Regions from separate parts of the Homo sapiens genome. Here region 2 is linked to region 1. The links are chromatin loops, found by intact Hi-C in ENCODE. Cell type or tissue: B cell. All regions are shown on one strand. Each heading gives the region's core, and the rest is flanking DNA. Links, peaks and the distances in the headings are about the cores only.

Evidence for each region. Peaks named below come from ENCODE experiments on the same cell type or tissue, not always from the same donor. Only the 100,000 strongest peaks of a DNase experiment are listed, where the experiment ranks them.
Region 2: a loop joins it to region 1, with 1.9 times the contacts of the local background. A loop is called at or near these places in 2 of 110 quality-filtered maps.

Annotation. Positions count from the first base shown.
Region 1 is chr16:24,067,334-24,076,028 of GRCh38, forward strand. The region is part of intron 5 of PRKCB (protein kinase C beta); the gene reads left to right. Among named protein-coding and RNA genes, the nearest start is that of MIR1273H, 130 kb to the right of the region's middle. RefSeq lists an enhancer at 8,182-8,695. In B cell, for the core only: CTCF peaks have their summits at 3,704 (motif pointing right) and 3,906; a DNase peak (open chromatin) is centred at 3,758; H3K27ac peaks cover 1,786 bases.
Region 2 is chr16:24,120,710-24,130,234 of GRCh38, forward strand. It overlaps PRKCB (protein kinase C beta), which reads left to right. Exons shown (of 17, transcript NM_002738.7): 9 at 3,126-3,272. Among named protein-coding and RNA genes, the nearest start is that of MIR1273H, 78 kb to the right of the region's middle. In B cell, for the core only: no CTCF peak of the experiment used is centred there; no DNase peak of the experiment used is centred there.

The sequences.
Region 1 (8,695 bases), core at 2,500-4,999:
CTGTCACCTAGGCTGGAGTGCAGTGGTGCAATCATAGCTCGCTGCAGCCTCTACCTCCTGGGCTCAAGCAATCCTCCCACCTCAGACTCCTGAGTAGCTGGGACTATAGATGTGTATCACCACACCCCACTAATGTTTGTATTTTTGTAGAGATGGGGTTTTACTATGTTGTCCAGGCTGGTCTTGAATTCCTGAGCTCAAGCCGTCTGCCCATGTTTGCCTGTCAAAGTGCTGAGATTACAGGCATGCATCACCACGCCTAGGTGTTTTTTGCTTCTGGTCCTATTTCTTGGCATGTTTGGAAGTTTTGTTTGAATTTCAGATGATTCCTTGCTAAATTAGAAAGCTGTTGGACAGGTGTGGTGGCTCATGCCTGTAATCTCAGCACTTTGGGAGGACAAGGTGGGTGGATCATCTGAGATCAGGAGTTTGAGATCATCCTGGCCAACATAGTGAAGCCCCATCTCTACCAAAAATACAAAAATTAGCCTGGCATGGTGGCACATGCCTGTAATCCCAGCTACTGGGGAGGCTGAGGCACGAGAATCACTTGAACCTGGGAGGCGGAGGTTACAGTGAGCCTGGGTGACAGAGCGAGACTCCGTCTCAAAAAAAAAAAAAAAAAAGAGAGAGAGAGAGAGCTGAGGAAGAGGTTATTTTCCATGCAGGTTGGGGTCACCCTTCTGGTGGTGATCGAGCTCACTGTGTGCTGGTTTATAGCCTTCGTAAGGTTTGTTCTATTTCTGGTTCATTTCCACTCCTATGGTGTAGAGGTTTCCAACTCTGAGGCTGAAGACTTGCCAGGGCCCTCCTTTTAACTGGGTCCTGAACCCCAATTTTTGTTTCTCTAGCACCATAAGCCTGACAAAACCTCTCAGCTGATTTCTGTTTTGTGTCTCAACCTCTGCAGTGTGATTGGTAGAGACTCAAGAGAAAAATCAATGCCTAGCGTTGAGTTCACTTCTCTGCTCTTCCCCTCCCACTATGATTTGGCCCCTCAAGTCCTGCCTTCCCTGGAAGCTTTGATTCCTAGCCCCAAGAATAAGCTTCAAGCTCTGGTGGCCTCCCTCCTTCTTAGCAGGTGCCCTCTGTCTAGCTTCTTAGTCCTTTGCCCTGTGTTGAGAATTGATTTATGGCCCAAAGGAAAAAAAAAAAAAAACCACACACAGAATATTGGACTTATCTTAATTCTAATTCCTTCAAAATTCCAGTTTCTTGAAAAATATTTTTTATCTGGCTTTTATAGTTGCTCTCAGTGGGAGAGCTACTTTATCATTGCCCCAAGTGGTATGATATTAAATAAAAATATAAAATACAAAATAGATTTAGAGTGGTATAATTATGTAAAAATTGAATGTTAACATGGAAAAAGACCAGAAGGTGAATATACAAATGAAAGCATTTATTTAATTTTGGGATAAGATCTAAGGTAATATTTGTTTGGTTCAGAAAATTATTTTTAAAGAAGGGTGTTGTGAGCATCAGTGATAGAGTGAGGAATCCTCATTTCTTTCAGATCCTGGTAGGGGACCCTGAGAACTTTGGGGAGTGAAGATAGTGAAGTAAAGGTTGCTAAGCATTCTGCTAGAACACTATGGAGACAGCGATATAAAATAAGAGCCAATAATAACAAAGTAGCACATAGTGAATGTTTACCATATGCCAGACATTCTATTAATTTATAATGATTGTAACATTCCTATGAGCCAACATCCTTATCATTAGCCCCATTTTTTAAACAAGGAGACTGAGTTACCGAGAAGTTAGGTAACTTTCAGGTCACAAAGCTGCTCTATGGCAGAGCTGATCTGCCAGGATCTCTGGGTTTAAGCTCCTCACCATCACACTTGACTAATTTGGTATAGAAAGTGGCTTTAGATCAGATAAGGGTACATGAAATGCAGGAGGTGCCGTGTTAGAGGACAGTTTGGTCCAGTCCCCATGTCCTGGGGCAAATGAAGCAGATGGCCTCAGAACAGCCTGTTTTTAAATCATGTAAGACTGACTTCTTTCAGCTGCTGGATTCCTGCCTCCCAGAGTGAGACGTTGAAGTTTGGCCCGGAAGAGGCTGAGCACTGGGGACGAGCAGTGCTGTGCTGTGTATAGAGTGCTTAAAACAGTGCCTGGGTCTGAGCGTGGTGGCTCATGCCTGTAATCCCACCTCTTTGGGAGGCCATGGTGGGAAGATTGCTTGAGCCCAGGAGTTTGATTTCAGCCTGCAACATAGTGAGACCCCATTTCTACAAAAAATTTTAAGAAGTAGTCAGGCATGGTCGTACACCTGTAGTCCCAGCTACTTGGGAGGCTGAGGTGGGAGGATCACTTGAACCCCAAAGGTTGAGGCTGCAGTGAGTCGTGATTGCACTACTGTACTCCAGCCTGAGTAACAAAGCAAGACTTTGTATCAAAACAAAACAAACAAAACAAAACAGTGCCTGGCATATAGTATGTGCTCAATAAAAGTTGTCATTGTTATTGTCATGACATCATCAGAGCCTAGAACAAATCACAAAACCTGTATATTCTCTCTGGGCTGGAGGTCTTAAGATTCTTCTCCATTCCCAACGGGTACTCCCGAGATGACGTGATTCATGGCCATTCCTTCCTTCCTTCAGTGTGTGGCTCACACTGTGCTGGGCTATGGCGTCACCACTGTCAATACGACAAATAAATGGATAATTACAGCAAAGTGTTAGGACTGCTGTGCCAGACACGAGTGCAAGGTGTCCTGGGCAACCAGGGAAGGGACGTTAACTTACACTGGGATTGGGGCCCTGTGATGGTAAGCTTTTCATCTTGCAGGAAACCAGGGGATTTTTTTTTTTTTTTTTTTGAGACAAGGTCTTGCTCTGTCGTCCAGGCTGGAGTGCAGTGGCACGATCTTGGCTCACTGCAACCTCTGCCTCCTGGGTTCAAGCGATTCTTGTGCCTCAGTCTCCCAAGTAGCTGGGATTACAGGCATGTGCCATCACTCTTGGCTAATCTTTGTATTTTCAGTAGCGACGGATTTTTGCCATCTTGGCCAGGCTGGTCTCAAACTCCTGACCTCAAGTGATTCGCCTGCCTCAGCCTCCCAAAATGCTGGAATTACAGGCATGAGCCGTTGCGCCCGGCCTTGAAACCAGGGAATTTAATGACATTTAAAAATCATTTATTAAGTATATATGAAATATATAGAAAATAGTATCCCAGGCACCTAATAGAACAGAATAATAATAATGACTAGGAGTTGTTGAGTGTAAAATAGGTTGCAGTCATTACAACGCATATAATAGCATGAAGTATATAGCTCCTCAGCCCTCTCAGCCATCTTATGAGGGAACACTGTTGCTATTCTCATATTACAGATGAGGAAACTGAGGCTCAGAGAGGTTAAGTAATCCTCCAAGCCTCCGCAGCCAGGAAGTGGTATCACTTTGAACTCAAACTCAGGTCTGTTTGATCCTGAGGCCAAGCCCTTGGCCAGAAAAATTAGGAAGTCATAGTCCCTTCCCTTAAGGAGCTCTATTTAATATAGCAGAACAAGTAAAGCAAGTACATATCTCTCTAAAGTATACTGTGTCACTGAAGATAAGAAAGGAAGAAATCCTGTGATGGGTCAGATGAAGTCAGGAAAGGCTTCTGGGAAGAGGTGGCCTTATAGATCTAACTAGAAGGATGAATGAGCTTTGGGCCAAAGGCAAGGGAGGGAACCATCTGGACAAAGGGTAGTTAGTACACACTGTGACCTGAAGAGGGAGCTCAAAGCCCCCCTCCACTCCAGGGCTGATGTGAGGATGTGAGTTAAGGACTTGGATGCTGCTCTTGGGGCTTTCAGAGATAGGGGAGGAGCTTAATGACCTCGTCTTCATGATATACCCTAAGCATTCTCTCTTGGCTTTCCATTTGAGACTTACTCTGCCTTCAGACCTCTCAGAACTCTGCATATCTGGTATGGTAAGAGGAGCCTGAGCTACCTCTTCTCTGCATTGCCTTGAAAACAAAACATGGCCGGGCACGATGGCTGACGTCTGTAATCCTAGCACTTTGAGAGGCCAAGGCGGGTGGATCGCTTGAGCTCAGGAGTTTGAGACTAGCCTGGGTAACATGGTGAGACCCTGTCTAAAAAAAAAAAAAAAAAAAAAAAAAAGACAAACAGGACTGGGGAAAAGGAATAAGAGGAGCCCGTCCAACCTTCCAATTTCCACCAATTTTAATGTGGATCCAGAATTGAGAATGCTAGTCTAGCTCAACTCAACAGGGCCAGTGGTTCTACTTGTGATTGGGGGTAAAGGTCCTAGGGTAGTAAAGAGAGTGAGTACCTGCCTGGCTTGTCCGCTCTGCACATGTCTCTGGGCAGTAGCTGTGGGATGTGGTCCTGGACACTAGATCCCATCTGTCTCCTCCTATGGAGGCAGGATCTTACAGGGAACAGCCGGCAGCCAAGGCTAGCTGGAGTCTGGCCTACACCATATAAGGAGATGGTGCAGGAAAGGCTGAAAGTTATGGTGGGGGCCGAAGAGGGCGTTGAGTTGCAGTAACCATGCCCAAGCCTTTGTGGAGTTAATGATCACAGTGGACACATTCTGGAGGGGTCGTCGGCATCACTGGGCCCTGCTCCAGGATCTCAGCAAGGATGTTATTATTATCATGAGGGTGCCCAATTCAGTTTGCTACTTGTTTATGGGCTGATTGCAATTTGGATAGAGTTTAACCCCCACCCCACCCCCGCCTTTTGTTTTTAAAAATTTGCTGAGGTGAAATTCACATGACTTAAAATGATCTGTTTTAGAGTGAACAGTTCAGCGGCATTTAGTACATGCACAGTGTTGTGCAACCACCACTGCTATTTAGTTCCAAAACATTTCCATCATTCCAAAATAAAGCCCCATACTGATTAAGCAGTGACTACCCATCCCTGCCTTCTCCCAGCCCCTGGCAACCATCAATCTGCTTTTGTTTTTAATTTTTTTGAGACAGGGTGTTTCTCTGTCACCCAGGCTGGAGTGCAGTGGTACGATCATAGCTCACTGCAGCCTGGAACTCCTGAGCTCAAGCAATCCTCCCACATCAGCCTCCTAAGTAGCTGGGACTGTAGGCATGCACCACCATGCTCAGATAATTATTATTTTTATTTTTTATAAAGATGGGGGTCTCCAACTCCTGGCCTCAAGTGATCCTCCCACCTCAGCTTCCCAAAGAGTTGGGATTACAGGTGTAAGCCACCACAACCAGCCAATCTGCTTTCTTTAACTCTCTCTTTCTCTCTCTCTCTCTTTTTTTTTTGAGATGGAGTTTCCCTCTTGTCACCCAGGCTGGAGTGCAATGGCATGATCTCTGCTCACTGCAACCTCTGCCTCCTGGGTTCAAGCAATTCTCCTGCCTCAGCCTCCCAAGTAGCTGGGATTACAGGCCTGTGCCACCAGACCGAGCTAATTTTTGTATTTTTAGTAGAGACGGGGTTTCACCATGTTGGCCAGGCTGATATCGACCTCCTGACCTGAGGTGATCCACCCGCCTCAGCCTCCCAAAGCACTGGGATTACATGTGTGCGCCACGCACCTGGCCTAACTCTCTCTCTCTTTTTAAGGCTGTTTAAAAATGAAACTATTCAGTAGCTCAAGTATACCTTACTGTAAAGAGGAAGTATTTATGCAGTGCTCAGTCATCTTGATCAGAGATGATTATCAAAACATCAAAATATCTCTATGCCAGCTGGCAACTAAGAAATACCACCAGATGTCCTCTGCCTCTCTGGCCTTGTTAGTTTCTTCTCCAAGAGCCCTTGGATGTGATCTGATAATGAAAAGGTGAATGTCTAGTTCAGTGGGAGCCTTCACATCTACCCCAGGGCTTTGGCTGTCTCCAATCTGATGGATAAACCGCTTGCTAAATATTTTGACTATCAGCCCTGTGATTAAGGTCAGGATTAGAACTGTTGTATTTGTAAGAACCTCTCCTAAAGATGGCCTCCCATTGCCCACCTGTTTGAATCCTACCTGCCTTAAACATTTTTGCCATTTTTATTTATTTCTTAGAAACAGGATCTTGCTCTGTCTCCCAGGCTGGAGTACGGTGGTACAATGTTGGCTCATTGCAGCCTCAGACTCCTGGGCTCAAGTGATCCTCCCGCCTCAGCCCCTTGAGTTACTGGGACTACAGGCGCATGCCACCATGTCTGGCTAATCGTGAAAATTGTTTTTGTAGAGACAAAGTCTTGCTATGTTGCCCAGGCTAATCTCAAATTCCTGGCCTCAAGTGATCCTCCCTCCTTGACCTCTCAAATTGCTGGGATTACAGGTGTGAGCCATTGCGCCTGGCCGGTTTTTTAAATGTCTCAGTCTAAAGTTCAATATTCATCCCCTAGCCCCTAAGCCATGTTTTTAACACCTCGATAAACGATGTGCTGACTTTACCTAAAATGTGTCCAGTATTCCTTCTGAGATGGAAAGATGCTATTTTGGGGGTAAATATGTTGATCTTTTCCAGAAGGAGTCCAAGACAGCTGATGATAGCTTTTGCTTGTTCTCTATAGAAGAGCAAGTGATGGCCGGGCGTGGTGGCTCACGCCTGTAATCCCAACACTTTGGGAGGCCGAGGCAGGCGGATCACGAGGTCAGGAGATCGAGACCATCCTGGCTAACATGGTGAAACCCCGATACAAAAATATTAGCCGGGCGTGGTTGGTGGCGGGCGCCTGTAGTACCAGCTGCTGGGGAGGCTGAGGCAGGAGAATGGCATGAACTCAGGAGGTGGAGCTTGCAGTGAGCCGAGATCATGCCACTGCACTTCAGTCTGGGTGACAGAGCAAGACTCCATCTCAAAAAAAAAAAAAGAAGAGCAAGTGATGTGTTTAAGACACACCTCGAAGCTACTGCCATAGAATGTGTGACCATGGTTATGGATTTCATAAGGGGCACCCTAAGAGGGAAAAATAATCTGACCCAGATGGATCTTCCGAGGCACTGTGATGTCGTGCCTAAGAGTGCAGCCTTGGGAGGAAGACAGAGAGGGTTCAAATCCCGCTCTACTGTTATCAGCTCTCTGTATACCTTGGACAAGTCACTCAACCCCCTCAGCTGTCAGGTTCCACATCAGTAAAATGGGGAAAACAGTAACACTCACATCATAAGGTTCTTGTAAGGATTCAATGAGATAATTCATGTGCAGTCCTTAGAATAGTGCTTGGCTCATATAGTAAGAGCTCATTCACCGTCAACTATTATTATTTAATCTATTTTCTATCATATTTTGGAATAAAACATTTTGGCTTACTAAAAAAGAACAAAAAGAACATGTATTTAAAATCAGTAGGCAACAGTGAGTCAGTGAGGATGTTCTGAGAGTAGGAATGACATGATAAGATCTGCGTTCTGGGAAGATTAATTTGTCTGAAGCTTATAGGGTGACCTGAAAGGAGACGAGGAGGGGAGGGAAATCTGTAAGGAGGCTGATGCAACGGTCTAAGCTGCTTTGTGCAATATGGCAGCCACTAGCCACGTGGGGCTGTTTAAATTTAAATTAACGAGCTTGGCCTGGTGGCTCACACCTGTAATCCCAAAACTTTGGGAGGCCAAGGTGGAAGGATTGCTTGAGGCCAGGAGTTTGAGACCAATCTGAGCAACATAGCAAAAACTTGCCTCTACAAAAAATAAAGTTAGCCAAATGTGGTGGGATATGCCTATAGTCCCAGCTACTCGGGAGGCTGAGGCAGAAGGCTCACATGAGCCCAAGAGGTTGAGACTACAGTGAGTCATGATTGCACCACGCACTCTAGCCTGGGTGACAGAACAAGACCCTATCTCAAAAAAAAAAAAAAAAAATTTAATTAAAGAAAATTAAATAAAATGCAAAACTCAATTTTTCCAACACAATAGCCACATTTCAGGTATTCAGTGGCCTCATGTGGCTAGTGGTTACTATACTGGACATCAAACACTTCCATTATTTTAGAAAGTTCTATTGGACAGTGTAACTGTAATAGGTTCACTGCCCAATGCATGCAGCAAGTCAATACACTAAGCCACTGAGTTGCAGCAGAGAAACAGGTTTAATTGTAGGGAAGAGACAGGAGGAAACCTCAAATCCATCTCCCAGAGGAGTCTGGGGCTAGGATTTTTAAGGGTTTTGCAGTGGGCTGAAGTGTGGAGATTGTTGATTGGTGGAAAAGAGCAGGATGGAGTCATGGGACAGGGAGATAAAGAAGCTGTGTTCTCTTGCTGATTCAGTTCCTCTGTTTGGGGTCTTTAAACTGGTTGGCATCAGCTATTCTGCTGGAATTCAGGATCTGTTTAAGCAACTCTTAAACAAAAGCCTATGATTCTAATGTCAGAAATCCTATCTGTAGGAACAACGAGGTTGCAAATGGTCAGTATCCAGTGTTACCTGACTTTTAGTTGCAAGGAAGTGGGTCAAAGTTAGCCTGATTAATGCTGAATTGTAACTATATTTCTGTCCAGAATTCTTCCTACCCTGGTGAGGCTGGCTTCAACAACACTGGTCAAAAGCAGTGGTTTTCATACATGAGTGTCACATCAGAGTCATCTGGAAAGTGTGTTAAAATACAGGTTGCTGGGTTCCATCCTCAATTCAGCAGGTCTGAGCAGGGCCTGAGATCATGCATTTCTTTTTTTTTGTTTGTTATTATACTTTAAGTTCTAGGGTACGTGTGCACAATGTGCAGGTTTGTTACCTATGTATACATGTGCCATGTTGG
Region 2 (9,525 bases), core at 2,861-5,360, 54 kb after region 1:
TCTACACTGCAGACAACTGAGTCCATCATTTTTTTTTCTTTTAAGACAGGGTCTCCCTTTATCACTCAGGCTGGAGTGCAGTGGTGCAATCATGGCTCACTGCAACCTCCAACTCCTGGGCTCAGGGGATCCTCCCACCTCAGCCTCCCGCGTAGCTGGGACTACAGGCACACACCACCATGCCTGGCTCATCATTTCTCTCCTTGATAATGCAGTGACTTCCTAGTGATCACTCAGCCCACGTGCTGGGGGGTCTCCTCTCCACTCAGAGTGACCTGTTAAATATGTATGGTCATACCATAGCCCTGCTTCAAACCTTTCAAAGGCTGTCTGTCATGCTCATAGTCAGCCTGAATTTCTTAAGGTCCTTTCAACACTTTGTCTGCCTCCTGTGCCATATCTGCCTTGCATTTCATGATCCAGCCAGACGATGTTTCATTCCTTGAATGTGTCTTCCCCTCTGTTCCATAAATGCTGTTCCTGCTGCCAATACCAGTTTATCTACTTCAGCAACCCCAACATACCTTTTGGACACAGTATGGAGGACCCAATCCCAGCTAGAATGCACGTTTTTTCAGAGTATCTGTATCCATTTTGCCCTCTGATGTATCCTCAGCACCTAGAGGAGCACTTAGCATGTAGCAGGTACTCAACAAGAATTTTTGATTTGTTTGTTGGTTTGTTTATGACAGAGTCTTGCTCTGTTGCCCAGACTGGAGTGCAATACAGTGATCAGAGCTTACTGCAGCTTCCAACTCCTGGGCTTAAGGGATTCTCCTGCCTTAAGCCTCCCAAGTAGCTGGGACTACAGGCCCACTGCCACCATGTCCAGCTAATTAAACTTTTTTTTTGAGATAGGGTCTGGCTGTGTTGCCCAGGCTGGTCTTGAACTCCTGGCCTCAAGCAGTCCTGCCTCAGCCTTCCAAAGCTTTGTGATTACAGGCATCAGCCACCACATCCAGCCTCAATAAATGTTTTTTGAATGAATGAATGAATCTTCCCTGATATTCAAAACTTTGGAAAGATTTATTTTGCCTCTTTATCTTCAAAGCAACCAAATAATGCAACAATAATAATAGCTACCATTCACTGAGCATGTGTTGTGTGCCAGGAATGATACTAAGGACTCTGTGATACATCATTTCATGTCATCATCTCCATGTCTTGAAAAGGTGATGAATGTTTAGGAAGCTTCAATCACCAAATGCAAATTAAGTGCCTTCTCTGTGCCATACTCCTCTAGGTACCAGGGAAACAGTGGAAAGCAAAACAGACAAAATCCTTGCCATTGGGGAGCTTACATTCTGGTATAAGGAGAAAGATGATAAATTGGGAAACAAGTAAATATATGGTTTGTAAGATGGTGACAAGTGTTTTAGAGAAAATCAAGTAAGTAAGGCGGATGGAGATTGCTGAGAGCAATTTTATGTAGGGTGTTCAGGGAAGAGCCCTCTTATCAGAGGTGAGAGAGTTCTGGGGAAAGAGTGCTCTGAGCAGAGGGAACAGCAGGTGCAAAGGCCCTGGGGTAAGAGCATGTTTGGTGCATTCAGAGAGCAGCAAGGAGGCCAGTGCGGAAGTAGAAAGGAGGCTGAAATCAGAGGGGCTCAGTCATCTGTGGCCTTTGGCTTTTACTTTGAGAATAATGGGATGGTATATATATTGGGCAGAGGAATGTTATGACTTAACTGATGTATTCTGGGCCACACAGCTGATTCATGTCAGAGGATTCTACCACGAGGCTTTTTTTTTTTTTTTTTTTAGTGAGAGAGAGATGGGATCTCACTCTGTCACCCAGGCTGGTGGGCAGTGGTGTGATTATAGCTCACAGCAGCCTCTAACTCCTGGGCTAAAGCAGTCCTCCCACCTTGGCCTCCCAGGTAGCTGGGATGACAGGTGCACACCACCTTGCCTGGCTAACTTTCTTTATTTTTGTAGAGACAGGGTCTTGTTATGTTGCCCAGGCTGTTCTCAAACTTCTATCCTCAATCGAATCTCCTGTCTCAGCATCAAAAAGTGTTGGAATTGCAGGTGTGAGCCACTGTGCCCAGCCACACATGAGCTTTTAACTCCACAGTTTTCTCTCTGCTAAACGTGAATCCAGTAACGAAGTCCTGGCAGCTGCAGGTCTCCCACTCATGGCTTCCAGTTTTTGCCTCATTCCAAAGCACCTGCTGCCACTCTGAGCCCCATTCCACAGCTCATGGCAAGGAGTCCCTCTCCCATTGCACTGAGGACACACGTGGCCCTCACTCATCCATTTATGCAACAAATATTTAGTTGGGAACTATACTAGTTGTCAGGAAAACCATGGAGAATGAGAAATATTCCGTGTCCACAACAGTCTCCAATTTATTGGAAGGAAACAAGTGAACAGGCAGTTATCCTCCAGTATTTATGGGAAGAGAAGTGGATGAAGGAAGAAAATCAGAGGAGAACCTAGTGCAGACAGAGAGAATCGATGAGGGCTTCCCTGAGCCATGAAAATGTGAACCCCAAGCTGGGTTGCTGAAGGGGAGAGAATAGCCATTTGTACCACAGTAGCAGCAGCAGGTGCAAAGGCCCTGTGGTTGGAGGGGCCTGGGACATCCAGGGGAGTGAAAGGAGAATGAAGCTACATTGCAGAGAAGAAGCACCCTAGCAATGATGGAGCTGGAAAGCCAGGTAGGGCCTAAACACACAAGTCCATGAAAGCACCTCGATCTTTACCCTGAAAATGATGGGATGCCACTGAGACATTTTAAGCAGGAGGGGACTTGGTTGGATGAGAGGCTCACTGTGGTTGTGTGTGAAACCCAGTGTAAGGGAAATCACTGTGCCTTGTGCAGGTGAGAGATGATGGCAGGTAGTGATGGTTGAGATGGAAAGAAGTAGATGAATTCTAGAGACAGCTGGGAGGAAAGAAATGACAGTTCTGGTTATGGTTGAGACATGAGGGATAAAAGAAAGATGGAGTTGCAAAGGATGTCCGACAGGTTTCAGGCTTGTGGAGTGATGCATGGCTATGCTTTTCATGGGGACAGGGTGCCGGAGCTGCAGGAACTACAGCTTCCCATTGTGTGCCTGTGCCTTCCTACAAGATCGTCCTCAAACCCTGAGCATGTTTTCTGTGTGCTTCCTTTTTGCAGAGGGCCAAGATCAGTCAGGGAACCAAGGTCCCGGAAGAAAAGACGACCAACACTGTCTCCAAATTTGACAACAATGGCAACAGAGACCGGATGAAACTGACCGATTTTAACTTCCTAATGGTGCTGGGGAAAGGCAGCTTTGGCAAGGTATGGTATGATTTGGTGGCTCCACCTGCTTTGGAAGGAACATCTAACAACACAGGCACATTTGCTGTTCCTATGGGACGGACGTCCTAGTGGGAGAGAGAGTAAGAAGTAAATAGAGCCACACTACACTTTGTAATGAATACCATGAAGGAAATGAATGGAGTGCTGTGTCACAAACAAAAAGGCGACCCTTTCAGTCTGAGGAGGTGACACATATACTGAGACCTGGATGATGAGAAAGAACTAGCTATGCTTTCAAAGAGCTAGGAAAGAATGTTCTCAGAAGAGAGCAAGTGCAAAAGTTCCAAGGTGGGGACAGGCTGGGTGCATCCTAGGAACCATCAGAAGGTGTTGGGGCAAAATGTCACTAGCAGAAGGAGGTATAGGACGTGATGTTGCAGAGATAAGCAGGGCCCAAGGATGCAAACCTTATAAGCTACAATGAGGAGTTTGGGTTTCACTCACAGTGCAGCGGGGAGCCATTGAACCTTTTTAAGCAGATTAGTGACACGATCGGATTTGCCTTTTGGAAAAGATCACTCTGACAGCCAAGAATGGAAACGGTTCCTTTCAAACAGTTGCACAGTGGAAGGATGACCCTGGGACTCATACAGTGTTTCTGGACGCTTTTATAGATACTGCGAGATGCTGTTTTACTGAAGTTGAGATTGTGTTATAAGTATTTCTGACTCATTTAGTGTTGTTTTGGGGTTTTTAGTCTCTTTGCGTGCCACAAAGATGTCTAGCATAAATCTCATACCATGAACTCAGGTGTGCAAAAAATATAAATTTCTTTTCCATCTATGTAACGTAAGCCAAAAACCTGGGAGTTATCCCTGAGCTTCCCTCTTTCCTGTATTCCCACTGTTCCTGGCCACCGCCCCCCACAGCCATGTACAATGCATTGGCGAATTCTGACAGTTCCTTCAAAGTATATCATGTATTCACTAACTTCTCTTCATCTCTCTAATACCACCCAAATCTAATCATTAATATCACCTGGATAACTGCAGAAACTCCTCAGTGGTTTCTCAATCCCAATCTTGTTACCTATAATTAATCCCAATCCCAATCTTTTTTACCTATAATTAATCGTTACCTATAATTAATTGCAATCCCAATCTTGTTACCTATAATTAATCGTTACCTATAATTAATTGCAATCCCAATCTTGTTACCTATAATTAATTTACTTTCTACTTCGTAGCCGTAATAATTTTTTAAAGCTTACATTAGGTCAAGGGGCTCCCCTGCTTAAGACCCTCCAATGACTTTCCATCCAATTAGAAGCAATTCTATGTTACATCCTTAGCTTGTATCACCCTTTATCATCTGGCCCTTGTTCTCTGTGTGACTTCCTTTCTTCTTTCTCCTCCCCATCACCCACTGTGCTCTGGCCACAACATCAGCTCTTGGGTCACTGAAACACACAAAGCTCCTTCCTCCCTTAGAGGCTTTGTGATTCAGCTCCTTTTGCTGTTTGCAAGGCCGGCTGCTTCCTGCAATTCACATCTCAACTTAGACGCCACTTCTTCTGAAAAATCTTCCCCAACTACCCACTGAAAAGTTGCCGCTCATTCACTGTCCATTATGTTTAACTCTCTCATGGCACCCATCACTGAGCAATGCTTTTCTTGTGTCCTTGTTGATTTTTTCTCTCTTCCCTTTCTAAGGTCTAAGCTCCACAAGAGTAGGGATCTTCTCCGTCGTGGTCGCCACTGTGATTTCAGAGCCTAGGGATGGAATTCATTCAGTGCCCAGATTGAATGCGTGGATTCTCTCTGTCTGTGGGTGGCAAGGGCATCCACTGAGATGGACTAAGGGATCTGAAATGATGGCTCAAAGTCTGAAGAGCTTCAGCATGGGATGGGAATAGAGAGTAAGGGCAGCCAGTAAGATGGCCCATCCAGTCCCTAAGGTTGGGAATAGGCAGTTGGCAGTGGTCCACAACGTTGTATGGTTTTTACCAGCAGCTCTGAGTATCCCTGGGGTGGAGATGGAGAAGGAGATGGTGGATTTGAACTAAGCGTGGGATTAGTAGAATCAGTGAACTAGAAGATTATGGAAGAAAGAGAGTTAAGGATTCTGGGAAGAGAGATGTCCACTGCAGATCCACAGAGCCTGTACCAAGTGCTCAAGAAAAGCATGTTGAATACATGAATGAAAATGGTATCTAGATTGGGTTGGGGAAGATGTCTAGCATAAAGAGGGTCATCACCTGGGTGGGAAAAAGGGAGTTTAGAAGTCTAAGGATGAAAAAAAAATAGATGAGGTCAAGATACGTAAAATGTTAGGAAGAATTGAGGCATTGAGATTTCAAACATGGAGCAGTTTCTCTGATGATGAGGAAGAAAGTGGCCTAAATAAAGAAGAGGTTCTAATAAGCTGAGTTTTTACAAATTAAATGAGCACTTTTTTTTTCTTTTTGAGATAGAGTCTCACTCTCTTGTCCAGGCTGGAATGTAGTGGTGCATTACGGTTCACTGCAGCCTCGACATGCTGGACTCAAGCAGTCCAGCTCCTACCCAAGTTCACATCTTTCTCTGACCCCCAAATAACTGCATGCACCACCATGCCTGGCTAATTTTTGTTTTTGTTTTTTTGAATCAGAATCTTACTCTGTTGCCCAGGCTGGAGTGCAATGGCGCCATCTCGGCTCACTGCAACCTCTACCTCCAGGGTTCAAGTGATTCTCCTGCCTCAGTCTCGCGCTCGGCTAATTTTTGTAGTTTTTAATAGAGACAGGGTTTCACCATGTTGACCAGGCTGGTCTTGAACTCCTGACCTCATGTGATCCGTTCGCCTCGGCCTCCTAAAGTGCTGGGATTACAGACATGAGCCACCGCACCTGACCTAATTTTTGTATTTTTTTGTAGAGACATGGTCTCACTATGTTTCCCAGGCTGCTCAAGTACTTATAAGCTCAAGCAATCATCCTGCCGTGGCCTCAGAAAGTGCTAGGATTACAGGTGTGAGCCACCGCACCTGTCCTAAATTATATATATATATGCTTTCTTTTTTCCTTTTTTTTTTTTTTTTTTGAGACGGTGTTTCTCTCTTGTTGCCCAGGCTGGAGTGCAATGGCACAATCTCAGCTCACCGCAACCTCCGCCTCCCAGGTTCAAGTGATTCTCCTGCCTCAGCCTTTTCGAGTGGCTGGCATTACAGGCACGCGCCACCACGCCCAGCTAATTTTCCACTTTTAGTAGAGACGGGGTTTCTCCATGTTGGTCAGGCTGGTCTTGAACTCCTGACCTCAGGTGATCTGCCTGCCTCAGCCTCCCAAAGTGCTGGGATTACAGGTGTGAGCCACCACGCCCGGCCATGATATTCTTAATAAGCAATGCATTCACATGATTCATCATTAAGATTATATTAAAAGGATAAACACTGAGAAGTCCTGCTCCTACCCAAGTTCACGTCTTTCTCTGACCACTTACTGCTACTGCTTTCCCTATGTGAACACTTTTATTCAGTTAATTTGCGTCTTTCCAGTCCCCCTGAGCTAATTTAACATTTTTTATTCTTGTCCTTATTAACTCAAAAGTTCATGTACTACGCCTGTTTTTGATCACTTAACAAAACAGACGAGAGGATGTTTGATGGAGGATTGGAAGTTCTGGAGAGTCCCATGGAAAGGATTGGGGTTGGGGGGTAGTGGGTGGAGTCGTAGGAGAATGAATCACTGGGGAGCAATGAGAGAATAGATCATATGTCTCCATGGAAACTGTTATAATAATTGAGAACTCTGTTCCAGACTGGAGATATAGCATCAGATAAATCATAGATGAAAACAACAGTAAGTCATGAAAGCAAAGTAGAATAACAAACACCTCTATGATCCTTTAAAACAGAGTAATCCTTTGCAACTCTAGTGTTGCCAACTAGGGTTGTAAATTAATGCAGGTTTTATATTTGAATTCCAACTTTGAACATTTTGCAGTCTGGTTAGGTATATAGATCAATCTCCATAAACAGAAGAACACAGCTGCAGTGATTTGCTCTTCCCCTTCGAAAGATGAAAGTGATGGGGCTTTGGGGTAATCTGTTTCCACCTCCCTTAACCCAGGAAAACAAAACAAAACAAAACAAAACATGTTTTTAAACCCTAATGGCCAGGTGCGGTGGTTTGCGCCTGTAATCCCAGCACTTTGGGAGGCCAAGGTGGGCAGATCACAAAGTCAGGAGTTCGAGGCCAGCCTGGCCAATATGGTGAAACCCTGTCTCTACTAAAAATACAAAAATTAGCCGGGCATGGTGGCAGGCGCCTGTATTCCCAGCTACTCAGGAGGCTGAGGCAGGAGAATCGCTTGAACCGAGGAGGCGGAGGTTGCAGTGAGCCGAGATCGTGCCACTGCACTCCAGCCTGGGTGACAGAGCAAGACACTGTCTCAAACAACAACAACAACAACAGCCCCACTAATAATTTGTGGGGCAACTAGGGAATGGCACAAGCCTTTTGGTAAGCCCTGTAAAAATGAAACAAGGCAGGAAGCAATGGTGAAGGACATTGAATTTCAAATGTGTAAGCCCGTTTCAAAATCTTTCAAAAGAAGAAAACTGTGGAGAGTTTGTTTTTTTAAACAGGCAGAAGTGTTTACCTGGAAGGGCTATCTTACCAAAGCAGGGCCTGTTGGCATGGCTGGCTTACTCGGAGGTAGATGCCTTCTAGGACTTTTAATACAGAGCATTCAAACGTGTCATTCACGTTTAAAAATTATTTTATTTCTCAACTTTTATTTTAGATACAGAGGGTACATGCGCAGGTTTGTCACATGGGTATATTGTACCCAGGTAGTGAGCATAGTACCCAATAGGTGGTTTTTCATTTAGTGCTTAATGGTGCTTAGAATTTTATCCTTAACTGTCTGTTTTTATAATGCCTTGAAACTTTGAGTTTTGCCAACGTCTTTCAAGAATTGAACTTTGAATGATTGCTGGAGTCAAAATTATGCTGCATATATATAAATTGGGCAGATTTGTACCGTCCGGATTGATGATACAAGCTTACCTTATAAAGTAAATACAGCAAATACTTGATCAAGTATATACACAGCACAAGGATAACTCTTTATATTATAAACGTGATTCCTCTAACCCTAATGTGCTGCCATAATAAACATGCATTAAATATTTAATGAATGCTAATACTGTGTGTCTTCTGAGATTTCATATGTGCTCATGGTAATGATTTGTATGATCCACGTCTTTAAAAAATAGTATGCAGGAAAGTTTGAATGGAGGCTTTCTTGTTCTCTTATACCCCTGACTCTTGCCTATGGATGGAACTGAGCTAATGTACGTGAGTTGAGATGGGATCAGGGGGTTAGAAAGGAGCTGGGGGAGGCAGCTGGTGTGCTATAGTGGACATAGATCTATAACCATAAAGAAGCTGAAAGAAGCTTCAGCACAGAAGATCTATGTAAAAATGGTATTTACTGGAAAACAGAAATAGCCCAAATGGTATATTCATAATAAATACAAAAAAAAACGAAGTGACTCTCTCCTCTCTCTTTCTGTCCCTCTCTCATGCACGTGCATCTATCTATCTATCTATCTATCTATCCATCTGTCTATCTAATCTATCATCTATCTACCTATCATCTTTCTGTTATCTATCTACCCATCATCTATCTATCATCTATCATCTATATCTATCATCTGTTTATCATCTATCATCTATTTACCTATTATCTGTCTATCTTATTATCTATCATCTGTCTACGTATCATCAATCAATCAATCATCTATCTGTCGTCATAGAAAGATTTTCATAACATATCAAATAAAAATAAAAGCAAATTATGGAACATTATGATTGGCAATATAAAATGTGTATAGACCAATTCCTTTTATGTAATATACTCATGGTCCCTGCTTTCATTAAACTTTTTCTTCAACATTTCATTATGAAAATTTAAAAAATGGAAAAGTTGAAATGATTGCATAATGAACATCTATAACACCCACCACCTGGATTCCACAAGTAACATTTGACTGTATTTGCTTTATCATGTATCCATCTGTCTATCCGTCCATCAACGCTTTTTTAATGCATTTCAAAGCAAGTTGCAGACATCCATACACTTTACATTTGCAGATAACTGCAAATGCACTTTACATTCAGCATGTATACCATTTAACCAGAATTCAATATTTGCAATGATTATTTTAAAGGTAAAATTACACACACTGAAATGCAGCTATCTTAAGTATATCATTCTATGAGTTTTGAAAAACGCATAGTTTTTAA